Linked DNA regions of Homo sapiens: region 1 is linked to region 2. A link is an interaction called in ENCODE POLR2A ChIA-PET data of the cell type or tissue named here. Cell type or tissue: OCI-LY7. All regions are shown on one strand. Links, peaks and the distances in the headings refer to the core of each region. The heading gives the core; the rest is flanking DNA.

The links. ChIA-PET counts read pairs that join two places held together with the same protein. Peaks named below come from ENCODE experiments on the same cell type or tissue, not always from the same donor. Only the 100,000 strongest peaks of a DNase experiment are listed, where the experiment ranks them.
Region 1: POLR2A ChIA-PET joins it to region 2 with 5 read pairs; 5 of 35 experiments call an interaction of 5 or more read pairs at or near these places.

Annotation. Positions count from the first base shown.
Region 1 is chr11:45,823,822-45,830,275 of GRCh38, forward strand. No RefSeq gene overlaps it. Among named protein-coding and RNA genes, the nearest start is that of CRY2, 20 kb to the right of the region's middle. RefSeq lists an enhancer at 32-121. In OCI-LY7, for the core only: no CTCF peak of the experiment used is centred there; no DNase peak of the experiment used is centred there.
Region 2 is chr11:45,930,004-45,936,315 of GRCh38, forward strand. PHF21A (PHD finger protein 21A) reads right to left here. Exons shown (of 19, transcript NM_001352027.3): 18 at 5,633-5,736; 19 at 1-4,222. The coding sequence ends at 3,965. Among named protein-coding and RNA genes, the nearest start is that of LARGE2, 11 kb to the left of the region's middle. RefSeq lists enhancers at 1-144, 495-584, 4,732-5,730. In OCI-LY7, for the core only: no CTCF peak of the experiment used is centred there; a DNase peak (open chromatin) is centred at 3,438; H3K4me3 peaks cover 2,926 bases; H3K27ac peaks cover 4,807 bases.

The sequences.
Region 1 (6,454 bases), core at 944-5,943, 110 kb before region 2:
TTAATAAACTCTCCTGAAACTTCTTTTCCGTCTCTCCAGTCTTTGATTGTCCTGCAACAAGTGCATTGATGACAAAATGGAATGCAGTGCTCAGCCCTCCTGGCCTCCTGCCTGATTCTCTTCGGAGTGCACCACATGGGTGGAAGAGCTGCCCCCACCACATACAGCCCTCACCCACAGTGTGATGGGTAGAACCAGGACCAGATCTACCGGGAGCCCTCCTCCCACACACCGTGGCTTCTATGAAAGGACTAAATTTAGGACCTGAAACCAGCTGAAATGGGGACAGCAGAGCCTGCTGCGCCGCAGCTGCCCATCCAGGTGTGCTGGGAGCGTAGATGGAGTGTGGGTATGGGGAAGGGAGGGGCGATGGCAGGCTGTCACTACACACCCAGTGGGGAATTGATAACATTAGAGCTGGGAACCAGTTTGGAAGTCAGAGCTCAGCCCCCTGCTCTGCTGACAAGACTGAGACTCAGAGGAGCCTCAAGAAGGCTGAGGTCACAGTGCGATGGGGCAGAACCAGGACCAGAGCTACCCAGAGCCCTCCTCCCAGGCCAGTGCCCTTTCCATTGAGTATAATAATACTAATACTTTTTAAAAATTGCTCTGTCAGCCCGGTGCGGTGGCTCATGCCTAGAATCCCAGCACTTTGGGAGGCCGAGGCGGGCAGATCACAAGGTCAGGAGTTTGAGACCAGCCCAGCCAACACAGTGAAACCCCATCTCTACTAAAAATACAAAAAAATTAGCTGGGCATCATGGTGGGTGCCTATAATCCCATCTACTCAGGAGACTGAGGCAGGAGAATCACTTGAACCCAGGAGGTGAAGGTTGCAGTGAACCGAGATCACGCCACTGCACTCCAGCCCAGATAACAGTGTGAGACTACACCGCAAAAAAAAAAAAAAAATTGCTCTGCCACCCAGGCTAGAGTTCAGGGGCACAATCCTAGCTCACTGTAACCTTGAACTCCTGGGCTCAAGCAATCCTCCTGCCTCAGCTTCCTGAGTTGCTGGGACTACAGGTGCCAGCTATTATGCCCAGCTAATTTTTTTTATCTTTTGAAGAGATGAGATCTTGCTATGTTGCTCAGGCTGGTCTCGAACTCCTGGCCTTAAGCAATCCTTCTATCTCAGCTTCCCAAAGTGCTGGGATTACACAGGTGTGAACCACACCAATTATGCCCATAATTTTTAAAATAATAACTAATATTGTGTTGGGTACTCGCCACATGCCAGTTGCTAGTCTAAGAACTTGATATATATTCACATCTGAAACAGGTACTATTAACATCCCATTCACAGGTAAGGAAACCATGGCACAGAGAGGTTAGCAACATGTCCCAAATCACATAGAAAGGCCTCCCTCTCTGCACACCGAGAGACCAAATATACAAACGGACAATGGCCAAACCGTATATGATAATAGAACTCTTTCCTACAACCTCCATCATGATCAGCCCTGGAAACCAAACCACCACCTCTGCAGCAATTGGCCCAGAAGGATCAGGACTTGGTCAATGATTGCCAGTGACTGCCAGTTTCCTTGTGTCCCCCTGACACCCTCCCCACCAGTACAACCGCCACATCCAACTCAGGACCAATCAATCACGTAGGATGTCCAGCTTCTAGTTAGCTGCCTCCAGCACCCCCATGCCAGCAGCCTCCGGTGAGGGCACACCTGAAGCCTTCCCTTTTTCTCACTGCAAATCTTCCTCACTCTGCCTGACTTTGAGTCTTTGCCGAATATATGTAGTGGTGGCCAACTCCCTTGCTATGGCTCTGAATAAAAAGCCTCTGTGTGGTCTTACTTGTGTGGTCATTGTTTATTTCTTTTTCTTTTTCTTTTTTTTTTTTTTTTTTTTGAGATGGAATCTCACTCTGACACCCAGGCTGGAGTGCAGTAGTATGATCTCAGCTCACTGTAACCTCCGCCTCCCGGGTTCAAGTAATTCTCCTGCTTCAGCCTCCCAAGTAGCTGGGATTACAGGCATGCACCACCACACCCAGGTAATTTTTTTGTATTTTTAGCAAAGACGGAGTTCCACCATGTTGGCCAGGCTGGTCTCGAACTCCTGACCTCAGGTGATCCACCCACCTCAGTCTCCCAAAGTGCTGGAATTACAGGTGTGAGCCACCGTGCCCCGCCTGGTCATTGTTTATTTCTACACCCTCCACTGCCCATCAGCTTTCTGTCCAGGTACAGGCTGGCTCGGGAGGAAGACAGAATTCATTCTCAGAGGATTTTCAGGCAGGTGGAGGGTGCCTGTGGGCTGGGGGTAAGGCCAGCTGTCATTTCTACCAGGCCAGGGGTCTGGCACCCACACATCTTGCTCTGTAGCCACAGAAGGGTTATCTGATTTTCCAGCCAGCCAGTGAGTCCAGCCCTGCTGCCTCCCCAGGTCACAGTACCTTGGGTCCCTGCCTCACCTCATCTTTCATTCCCCTATGCCAGAAGGAGGGAGGACCTGCCCTTCTTGAGTGCCTAATATGTGCTGGGCCTGAGCTAGCCTCTTTACATCCTTCACTTCATTTAGTCCTAATCCTGTGAGGCAAGGCCATGTTTCCACTGCATTTGAGATACACTGGTTTTTAGCAGTGTATCCAAAATCACTTAACTTCCCCCATGCCTCTGTTTCCATGTCTATAAAATAGAGGGAGGGGCTGGGCGTGGTGGCTCATGCCTGTAATCCCAGCACGTTGGGAGGCTGAGGCGGGTGGATCACTTGAGGTCAGAAGTTTGAGACTACCCTGGCCAGCATGGTGAAACCCCGTCTCTACTAGTTAGCATTTCAAAGTCTCATTTGTTATCGGAATTAACCAGACAAAGAATGGCCATGCACCACCACCCACAGAATTGAGAAAGAGCTATCAATCTGTCAATCCTGTCCGTGTCCAGGCTGGGTGAGGTTTCCCGTGTTGAGATTGCAGTGAGCCAAGATTGAGCCATTGCACTCCAGCCTGGGTGACAGAGTGAGATTCCATCTCAACATAAATAAAATAAAGATGCTGGAAAAGATCCAGTGCCTCCAGGAAGCTGGGGGAGCCAAGTGGGCTCCTGGCCTTCACTCCTGCTTCAAGTAGGGCAGCTTTGGATGTGTCCCTTCGCACACGGAAGATATGCTTTAGACGTAGTTAGACTAACAGGGGTAGGGGGAGCCTTGCACACATTGGCCATAGGATTTCAGTGAGGGGAGTGAGTAGAAGTCCCTGTGGACCAATCTCTGATCTTTCATCCTCGCTGACATAGCCACAGTTTTATTCCTTTCTGTTCTGAGAAGACTTGGAGAAGGGAGAGGTGGCACTAAATCTCGATTCATGAGAATGAATTCTGATCATCCCAGCCTCCTTGTCAGTTATTAGTTTAAGCAGGATTGGCCAGTGAGGTATAAGAAGTCTACTAGTGGCTTCTGGAAAGGTTTTCTAACTCTTCAAAAGAGACACAAAACAGGAATGTTCCCTCTCTGGTCTCTTGAGGGATGCTCAGCATGATGGCTGGAGCTGTGGCAGCCATTTGGGACCATGACGGCAATCACTTTAGGACACCTGAGTCTTCGGTGACATCACTGAACTTTGGAACTAACTAACTTAGGCACCATTTATGCTTCTTTTAATATGTTTTCTCTCCCATGCTGCTGAAGTGTCTTAGCTGGCTTAGCTCAACATTTCTGTTGTGTGGTTAACACGGTCCTGTTCTAAGCCTTAAGAACCCATGACTAGAACAATGGGATGATGCAGCCCAGCGGGGCTTGAATTGAAACTATTCACCCAACAGCACCTGTCAGAGCAAGCTCCTGGGCACCTGCCTGGGTTCTCAACCTCCAACCAATCCCCTTCTTTTCCTTTTACTCTGTACTGTGCTTCTCAACCTATTCCCAGCCTTTCATTGGTTCTATGACTTCCCTGCTTCCCCTTGAACCAACCTAGGCTCCACTCCTGGACTTTCATCCACTCCTTGGACTTTCTGGTTAATCTGGGAAACAGTTCAGCCCCATTCAGCCTGATCCCAAACTCCTGCCATAATGCCTGCCCATTGGTTTTCCTGCTTACCTCCTCCCAGAAAAGTAAATGAGACACAGAACCCACACCTGAAACAACATGTATTTGAAAACCCCTGATTTAAAGCATACTCACTTTGGATGGAATCTCAAAGGGAGAGAAATGATTTAGAACAATACAATCAATTCAACCACCACCCCAGTGAATCAGTGGGTCCTGGAACCAACCCTATCAATCCTCTAAATCTCTAAATCTCGGGCTCTGGAATGGCATCATAGTCATGGAACTGAACATGAACCAAACCATATTCCATTTGTCTCTGCTCTCAACTCCCAAAACCTACTGGGGTAGGATCAACAGAGAAAAACACCGACCTTCATCTCTGTCCTAGAACTGAGAGCTCAAGCCCATCAGAGTTGAACTCTGGGAGGTAAGAGAACGTGCAGAGGATGTGAAGGTCGTCACCCCTCCTGAGGCCAGGCAGGCAACATGCGTGGGGAAAGAAGCCAGGGTGTGAGGCAACAGTATTGGTGGGACCTGTGAGAAAGTGGGGACCAGTGAGACCAGCAAAACGCCAAAAGTCCAAATTTTCAAAAATACTACCAGCTAAACTAGTTTGCCCCACTGGCCTCCAGTTTTCCAGCTTCTAGGCTTTGGAGTCAGTTGGCCCTGAAATGGAATCCCTGCTCTGCCATCTGTTGGCTATGTGACTTTGCAAGAGCAAGGTAACATCTCTACAGCCTCAGTTTCCCAGCCACTTCCTAGCTGTGTGACCACAGGCAAATGACTTGATGTCTCTAAGCCTTGGTTGCCTCATCTTAGAGTGAGGATCATCATAATTTCTATTCTAGAGGGCAGTGCAATGATCGGATGAGATAATGCATGCTGCATTGCTTAGCACATTGGCACACAAAGAGCAAGTGTGATTATTAGATGGAAGCTTCCAGGAGAAAGAATGGCAGGGCTTTTTCCCCTCTGCTATGTGGGCTCATGGATTCAGCTCTGACGCCTGCCAGACAGCCTTCTAGCCTGCTGGGTGGGAGAGGGCTGTGCTGGCAGGAACTAGAGATGCCTGGACCTTAGTGCTGCATCCATCTCTGATGCCCTCATCCCCTAAGTGGATCTCCACTCCTTCCCTGCTGCTGCAGTCTCAGGGAAGATGAAACTTGCTATCATAAGAGTGAATTCCTAATGAAAAGCCCAAAGGGGACAACTAGTTACATAAAGGAGGAAAGCAAGCTGGATGGAGACGATGGTAAACTAGACAGTTCTGCATGGGGGAGCCACTCCTCAGCTCTCATCATTTTTTGCCATTTGGGAATGTGGGCCTCAAAGGCTGGAATTTCTAATTTTGAAAGAGAAGCCGGAAATCTGAAAGTTTATGTGCAATTTCCTGAGTTTAAAAGAAGATTCAAATTTATAAAAGACTGTGCGTGTGGGCTGTGTGGCACATATGTGGACCAAATTCAGCCTCAGGCCATCATTTCACAGCCTCTTAGAGGATAAATTCTTTGGAAGCTTATCACATCAGTGAGAGGTCGAGTAGGACACAGAACCCACAGGGCAAAGGTGGCAGCATCTCTACCAACCAGAGCTAATGGGATTGTCCCTGTTTTCTGTCCCAGTTCAAATGCCCTTCTTTTTCCACCTCCACAGAAGAGAAGCTTCCCATAGGGGATTGGTCTGGCTGCTTCTACCATTTTCCAGCAGCCTGTAAATAAAAAACATTTACAGGCTCTCTGAGTGTGTGAAAGGTTTTACCGCCCTTCTCTGCTGTGTTGTTGCTAATGAGCAAGGCAGGGAAGCGGGAGAGAACTAGAGGAGTTGTGTGACGGTTGCTTTTGCTACTGCTGATAATAATAGTTATAATAACAAGTTTTCTGTTACAATAATAATAATAATAACAACAGGCTGGACGCAGTGGCTCATGCCTGTAATCCCAGCACTTTGGGAGGCCAAGGCCGCTGGATCACTTGAGGTCAGGAGTTCGAGACCAGCCTGGCCAACATGATGAAAACCCATCTCTACTAAAAATACAAAAATTAGCCGGGCATGGTGGCAGGCGAGCAGTGAGCTTGCAATCTGAGATCGTGCCACTGCACTCCAGCCTGGGTGACAAGAGTGAAACTCTGTCTCAAAAAAAAAAAGAAGAAAAAATAAAAAAATGAGTACTAACCATTTTGGCCCACAACAGTTTGGTGAGAGCCTTGGGGAATTCTTTGATACCTCAGGATCTGCCAAGCTTGGCTGTATGTTGAACCAGCTTGCCAGAGTCACCATGGGCCATGCATCCAGCCTGCTGAACCCCCTTCCTCTAATGGCGTCTTCACTTGCTCTTCCCAGGGAAGGCCAATGCACTTTCTATAAGGTGCCCCGAGTGATTAGAGCCTGCTAGAAAAAGTTGTCTTTGGTGTTGAACAGTTCTCCTTCCTCCTCCCAGGTGAGGCGGGCTCT
Region 2 (6,312 bases), core at 1,313-6,312:
CTGGAAAATGCACCTGGGCCACCATCCATCTCATTACCCTAAGAGCCTTTTGCCCCTGGGTAAAAAGTCTCCTAAATTCAGCCCTTTAGATAAATAAGAAGGACCACGCCCTATAAGAGAATGAAGAGAGGAAACCACTGAAGAGTGTGTGTGAGCTGGGAGGTGACAGCCCAAGGGAGGCTCTGATGGCCCCAAGAGAGAAGTATCAGAGGTGGCTGGAGAGGCAGCCGTGCATGCGGAGACGGAAGCGTGCTGCAGACACGGTCACCCTCACGGAAACAGCTGTGTGTAACCACCTCCATGCACGCTGCCTGTTGGGCCTGAGCCAAGCAGCAGCAGGGACAGAGAGGCAGGTGTTGCAGGGAAACCAGGCACACGATGGTGCCAGCTGGAGGCTGCCAGGGCGGCCCCACCAGGGACTGCCCCTAACTGCCTCCCTATGTCAGGTACAACCAGCAGGCTTACCCCAAAGGGCCTGATAAGGAAGGAAGAAATCAAAACCCCAGAGGAGCTCAGCACAGGTGAGACAAGACCCAGCAGGCTCCATGAAAGAAAAAGGACCCACAGGCAGCAAGAATGCAGAGGTGGAGATGACAGCAACATGGCCTCACTGTTACCAGGATGCAGCGCCTGGACAGGAGCTGGCAGGGGACTCCCAGTCATCACTGCCACCAGGGCGCAGCGCCTGATCAGGAGCTGGCAGGGGACTCCCAGTCAGGGCCCAGTGGGCAGCCGCTCCAGCTCTCTGAAGTGACTACAAAGCCAGCTGGTCTCAAAAGTGGCTGTCAGAGCAGCTAAATTCTGGGCCGTGGGGAAAGAGCAGCGGAGGGAAGGAGGAGGAAGCAAGTGGAGGTGGCTGGGGTGGGGCAGTGTCACGAGCGTATGTCTCAGGTGGTCACAGGCCCCCCCCCCTCCCCGCCCAGGTCTGAGGGGACAGTGAAGGACAGGGAGATTGGGTGCCAGGGGCCTCTTCTTTACAGTAAAGCAGTGTTTTGGAATTTGAGTGCAGAATGTAGGTTTGGGGGCTGGGTTGCATCTCGTACTCCATACTAGCTGACTCCCAAAACAGCTCACATCTGAATGTCAGGAAGAATCCACAGCCCAGCTGCAGGCGAGGTCAGAATGTACCCGACACTGCTGAGGGCGGCAGGCAAAGCCCTGGTCAATTCCTAGCCCCGTCCTCCGACCCAAGACTCCTAAGGCAGCTCCTCTCTGAGCAAAGGCCTCTAGTGATGATGGTTTCCCAACTTCTTTCAGGAAAAGGTAAGTTAGGTGTTGTGTGGCAACCCCCAGATGGGCCCAGACAAGTTGAGGGGAAGAGCTCTAGACAGGGCAGACAGCCTGCTGCTGGTCTCTGATCCTCTGCCAACGATTCCTCCAACTAGTCCAGGCATCTCCAAGGCTCCCTGACTAGACACAGCACCTTGGTTTCTGAATGAGAAAAGGGAACTCTTTCCCCCTCAGCCAATCAAGCAGCCAGGGCCTAACTCTGAGGCCTGTTCAGCCTAACTTAATTCCTTCTTCTGAGGCCCCTGGGAAGATGAAAGGCGATGGCTGATAGAGATGAGACACATTTTACTCTAAGAAGTGTCTCTTCTCTGTTGCATTTGCTTTCAGATCTGTCTTTGTCTCTCTGGGCCTAATTGGGTGGGAGAGAAGCTGATAGGATCGTTTCTACCTCTCCTAGACTCTGGCCATTCCCAGGGCCTGGAGTGGGCTTGGGGGAGATGCTCCAGCAGGGCCAGGGTACAGAGCCTCCACCGCCCTCCCATCGGCCAGGGGCACGCAAGGGGCAAAGGTCTCCAGCGAGAGCACAAATCTGACACAATTTACTTCTGACAAGGCAAGATGAGAGAATGGTCTGAGTCTTTCACAACCCTGGTTTTCTCAAGGAGAGGCCACAACCGGCCAAGCCGAGGCAAGCGCAGCAATTCTAGCCCAGGGTCACCCAGGAGGCTTGTGGGTGGGTGGAGTGGAGTAAATTTCTGGTGCCTGGAGCCAACAGGCAGAGAAAGGAGTGGGAGCTTCAGACCTCTCCCCAAAGGCAAGACAGAGCGAAGGCCACGCTGGGGCTCTGTCTCAGAGACGTACCCTCAAAACATGTCACTCCTCCTCTGTTCTAAGCACCAAGGGCTGATGCAGCCAGCCTGTACTCCCGCACCCTCCTGTCACGGCCAGGGTGCGTGCGCACCACAGAGCTCCGCTGGCCAGTTCCCTCGGAGGTGTCCCCCAGGCACTCATAATGCTGGTGGCTGAAAGACCAAAAGCAGCACCAAAGGAAGGGATCTTATTTAGGCACCAGCCTTTTGCTCTAGCAGAATCTGAGAAGACCACGGGTAGGGCCCTGATACCATCCACGCTTCCATTTGGGCTTCACAACAGGAGACAAGATCCCTGCACCAAGAAGAGAGCACGGTCTTTTCTGAGGAGAGAGAAGGGTGGGGAGCTCCGCCTCTGTCCTTCAAGGAGACTGGCCCACCAGTCTAGAGACACACACACGGCAAAATGTCATCGTGATCAGCAGGGTCTGTGCTAAAAAATTATAACTACACGGCATTTTCTCCAGTTCTGACACCTTTTTAATAGAAATCACTGTTTTTAGGAAACAAATAGCACTTTTGTAATTTTTTTTTACAATGTTTCTTACCTTGATCTTAATTTAAGTAACACTAGGAAGACCTCAATATCTTTTATTTTCCTTTTTAATTTAAAAAAAAGTTTTTTTTCCCCAGATACAAAGATTTTTGCCCTTGCATAAAAAAACAGTGCCCGAACGATGACACAAGGACTCACAAAGACTCACGGGACCTCACTGACACTATGATTCCTACTCTACCATGCAAGGTCTTGGCTACCCTTAATTGGACTGTCAGCCTGAAAAACAGCTTTTCTATTCCTTATTTTAGTTTTTGTTACCAAGAAAGTAAAATGAACAGTAAAATAAAACTTTCCTTAAAGAAAAAAAGAACAAAAACAAAAATTAAAGAAAGAGAAAAGAAACGTCTCCATTCAATTCACACACACCTGGGTCGCGTGCTGCTTCACTCAAGATCTTCTCTTCTTATAAATATAGAAAAGGGATGGAGCTTGTTTTCAAGTAAAATCACTGATCCACCTTTTTTTCCTTCCTGGACACACACATCCTTCTTCCCTGCCTTGGGCAAGGGCCAGTGGCCCGGGCTCTGCTTGTTCTTGGAGAGGAGACAGCGGGATAACCACGGAGATGCGCGACTCACCAAGCAGGGAAGGAAGGAGACTGGGCAGGCTTCAGGAGTGGTGGGGTTACCGCGCAGGGAGCAGAGTGCAGGGGAGAAGAACCTACTGGCTGTTCTTGGTGTCAGTCTCCCCTTGCACGAGGCCCCCGCCAGAGGTGATTAAATACTGCTTATTTGATACACTGTCCCACCCCCTGCTCCCTCCAGCCACTCCCCTTCCCTCTTCTGGGCACTGGGGTTGGTGAAATCTCAATTCCTTTTTTTGGTTTTATAGTAGCGAAAGTTTAGAAACAGGAAAGCCCACACACTCTTTGGACTTGTCTTCTCTACCTAAACAAACGGCTCGGCAAGTAAGGATCTGAAACCTGCTCTCCTCCCTCCGCCCGTCCCTGCTCCCCACCCAAGAAAACAGAAACAAACCCATCGTGGCTGTGGAGGCTGCTGCAGGCACACACTGGTGTATAATAGAGAGAGTAAATATATTATTTCACTTGGCATGGTGCTGGCAAAGAACCTCCAGCTGGCACTATTTCATGTAACATGGTCCAATCTTTGCATGTACACACAGAATAAGAAGGATCAATTGGCAAACTCTGGTGCCACCTGGCACAAGCATCTTCTCTCTCTCTGGAACCAAAGAACCAAAAGAATTCTGCACTTTCCAGAAATCCGGCTTTGCTTTTCTAGAGTCTTCAGTGTTCTGTTCTCCTTGCCGCCGGGATCCCGTGGCTTCTCCTAGAGGGGCTCTGTTATTTAGTCTCTTCCCCCTGGTTACAGTTCGCTGTGCAGCTCTGGGAGGAGGGGGAAGGGGCCGGCGTGGAGGTGGCGGCATTGGCAGGGGGGGTGCAGTCCGGGCCATTGGAGATGGCCCCCACAGTGGCCTCAGAGTCTACAGGTTTGGAGAGGTCGATGCCGTGGATGAGGCGAATCAGCTGTTTTACCTTCTCCAGGGAGCTGTGCATCTCCTTCTGCCGGGCCAGGATGGTGTTCTTCATTTCCATGCATTTCTGCAGCAAATGACAAGGGCAGTGGCACTGAGCCGCCTGGTTTCTAACAGGCCTGGCAGCCCCTAAGAGCAGAGCGCCTTCTCTCTGCCCAGGGAGAAGAAGCTCTGCTGGCTGCTGTGCAGCCCCTGGGCCTTGCTGTGTTCCTCAGTGGAGTGGGCGGCTACCACCTAAGGAACAGGGCGGGTGGAGTGGGTAGGCTGGGGGGTCCCAGGTCCCAGAGGCAACAGAGGGAGAAAGAGCATGCGGGCACCAACACACAGGAGTACTAACGCTTAAAAACAAACCGGCAGAGCCGCCATCAGACTTCCAAACAAAGGTTGTTTAAAAAAAAAAAAAAAGTTCCCACAGCTGTCCTGCAGCCTGTTTAGGCAGGTTTTGATATGCTTCTGTCATGCTAACTGGGGAGCCTTCAGGACTGGACTGAGCTCTCCAGGGTGGAAAACACACAGTGCTATCTGGATTCCATCTGAGGGCAGCAGGAAGTGAGACGACAGGCCAGCAGCATTTAGGAGGATCGAAGCCCCAAGGACAAAGGCCTGCAGCCAGTACACCTTCTGCTCAGCCGGGGACTTAGAGTCTTTTGCCCTTTTGCCCTCAGCTTCCCACACCTGCTGGCTTCTATTTTAGGCAGGGAAAGAGAGGAAAGAGGTGTTAAATCTGCATGCCATGGGTAGGTATGGTGAGGAGGAGAAAGCAGGTAAGCAGGACAGTTCAACTGCCACCAAGTACAAGGCACCACCTGGTATCCATGAGGGCTGAGGTCACTTCACTCCAACAAGGGTGACCTACTCAATGGAAAAGAAGACTGGCTCCTTGCCTGGGAGAAGCCTCTGTCCCCCTGCTGCAAATACAACCCTCTTTCCCACTTGGACAGGCCGGGCTGGGCAGTACTTACTTCCAATACTTGTCTCTAGAAAGCCCGCTTCCTCACACTGGTCAGGAAAACCGGGAAATGCAATCAGCATGGTGTGGAAGAAAGAGCGAGGGAGGGCCGTACGGATGGGCCCACTCGCTCAGGTGACTAGGAAGAATCACACGAGGGGACCTGGTCTGTGTCTGCTCAGTGTCAGGTGAGGCGCTACACTCCCCCCACACACTGTCAGGAATACGCAGGGCCATGGCTACACTGTTGTAGCTGTTACTTATTCAGCCTGAAGACTGAAAATCCTCTCTCTGATTAAAGCCAAGAGGATGTTACAGAGCTTGGGTAAGGCACCACCTACCAACTGGCCGCCTGTACCTGAGGTCTGAACTCTAACTGGATGGCAAACTGCATTTGCCCAAGTTAATCACGTTAATAAACAGAAGGACCCGAAACAGCCTGGGGCCCACACGTACTGTTACGTATATTGGAAAGGCCTAGGTCTCTGCACCTATGTATCGACTGCTGAAGGCATGAGGTTTACTTACACTTATGGAATTGCTGAGCTGTTTCACCTTTTGCTCTAGTTGTTCTCGTTCTTGTTTTAAATCTGAACTCCATTTAAGTAACTTCTGTTTCTCTTCTTCTTTTGCTAAAAAAAAAAAAAAAAAAAAAAAGGAACGGTTTTTGACAATTAATTCTTTGAAATGTCCTCTGTGCTCAGAATGCCTGCCAAAGAAGGTATTTTCCCCAGAGCTCCCATGAGTCCTACAACCCAGTGCAGAGAATCTGCCCACCTGGACTTTTCCTTTTTCTGTGTACAGTATGCTAAAACTGTCAGTGGCTTGGGTCTGGCTTTACATAAATGAGATACCACATCTCATTTTCTTCCCCCAAGAAGTGCTACAGTCCAGGCATGATGGCTCATGCCTGTACTCCTAGGACTTTGGGAGGCCAAGGCAGGTGAATCACTTGAGCCCAGGAGTTTGAGACCAGCCTGGGTGACATGGCGAAACCTGTCTCCACCAAAAAATACTAAAGTTAACTGGTCATGGTAGTACACACCTATAGTCTCAGCTATTTGGGAGGCTGAGGTAGGAGGATCGACTGGGCCCAGGAGGAGGAAGCTGCAGTGGGCTGTGATCATGCCACAACACCCGAGCCTGGGTTGATACAGTGAGACCTTGTCTCAAAAAATAAATGAATAATAATAATAATAAATGCTACA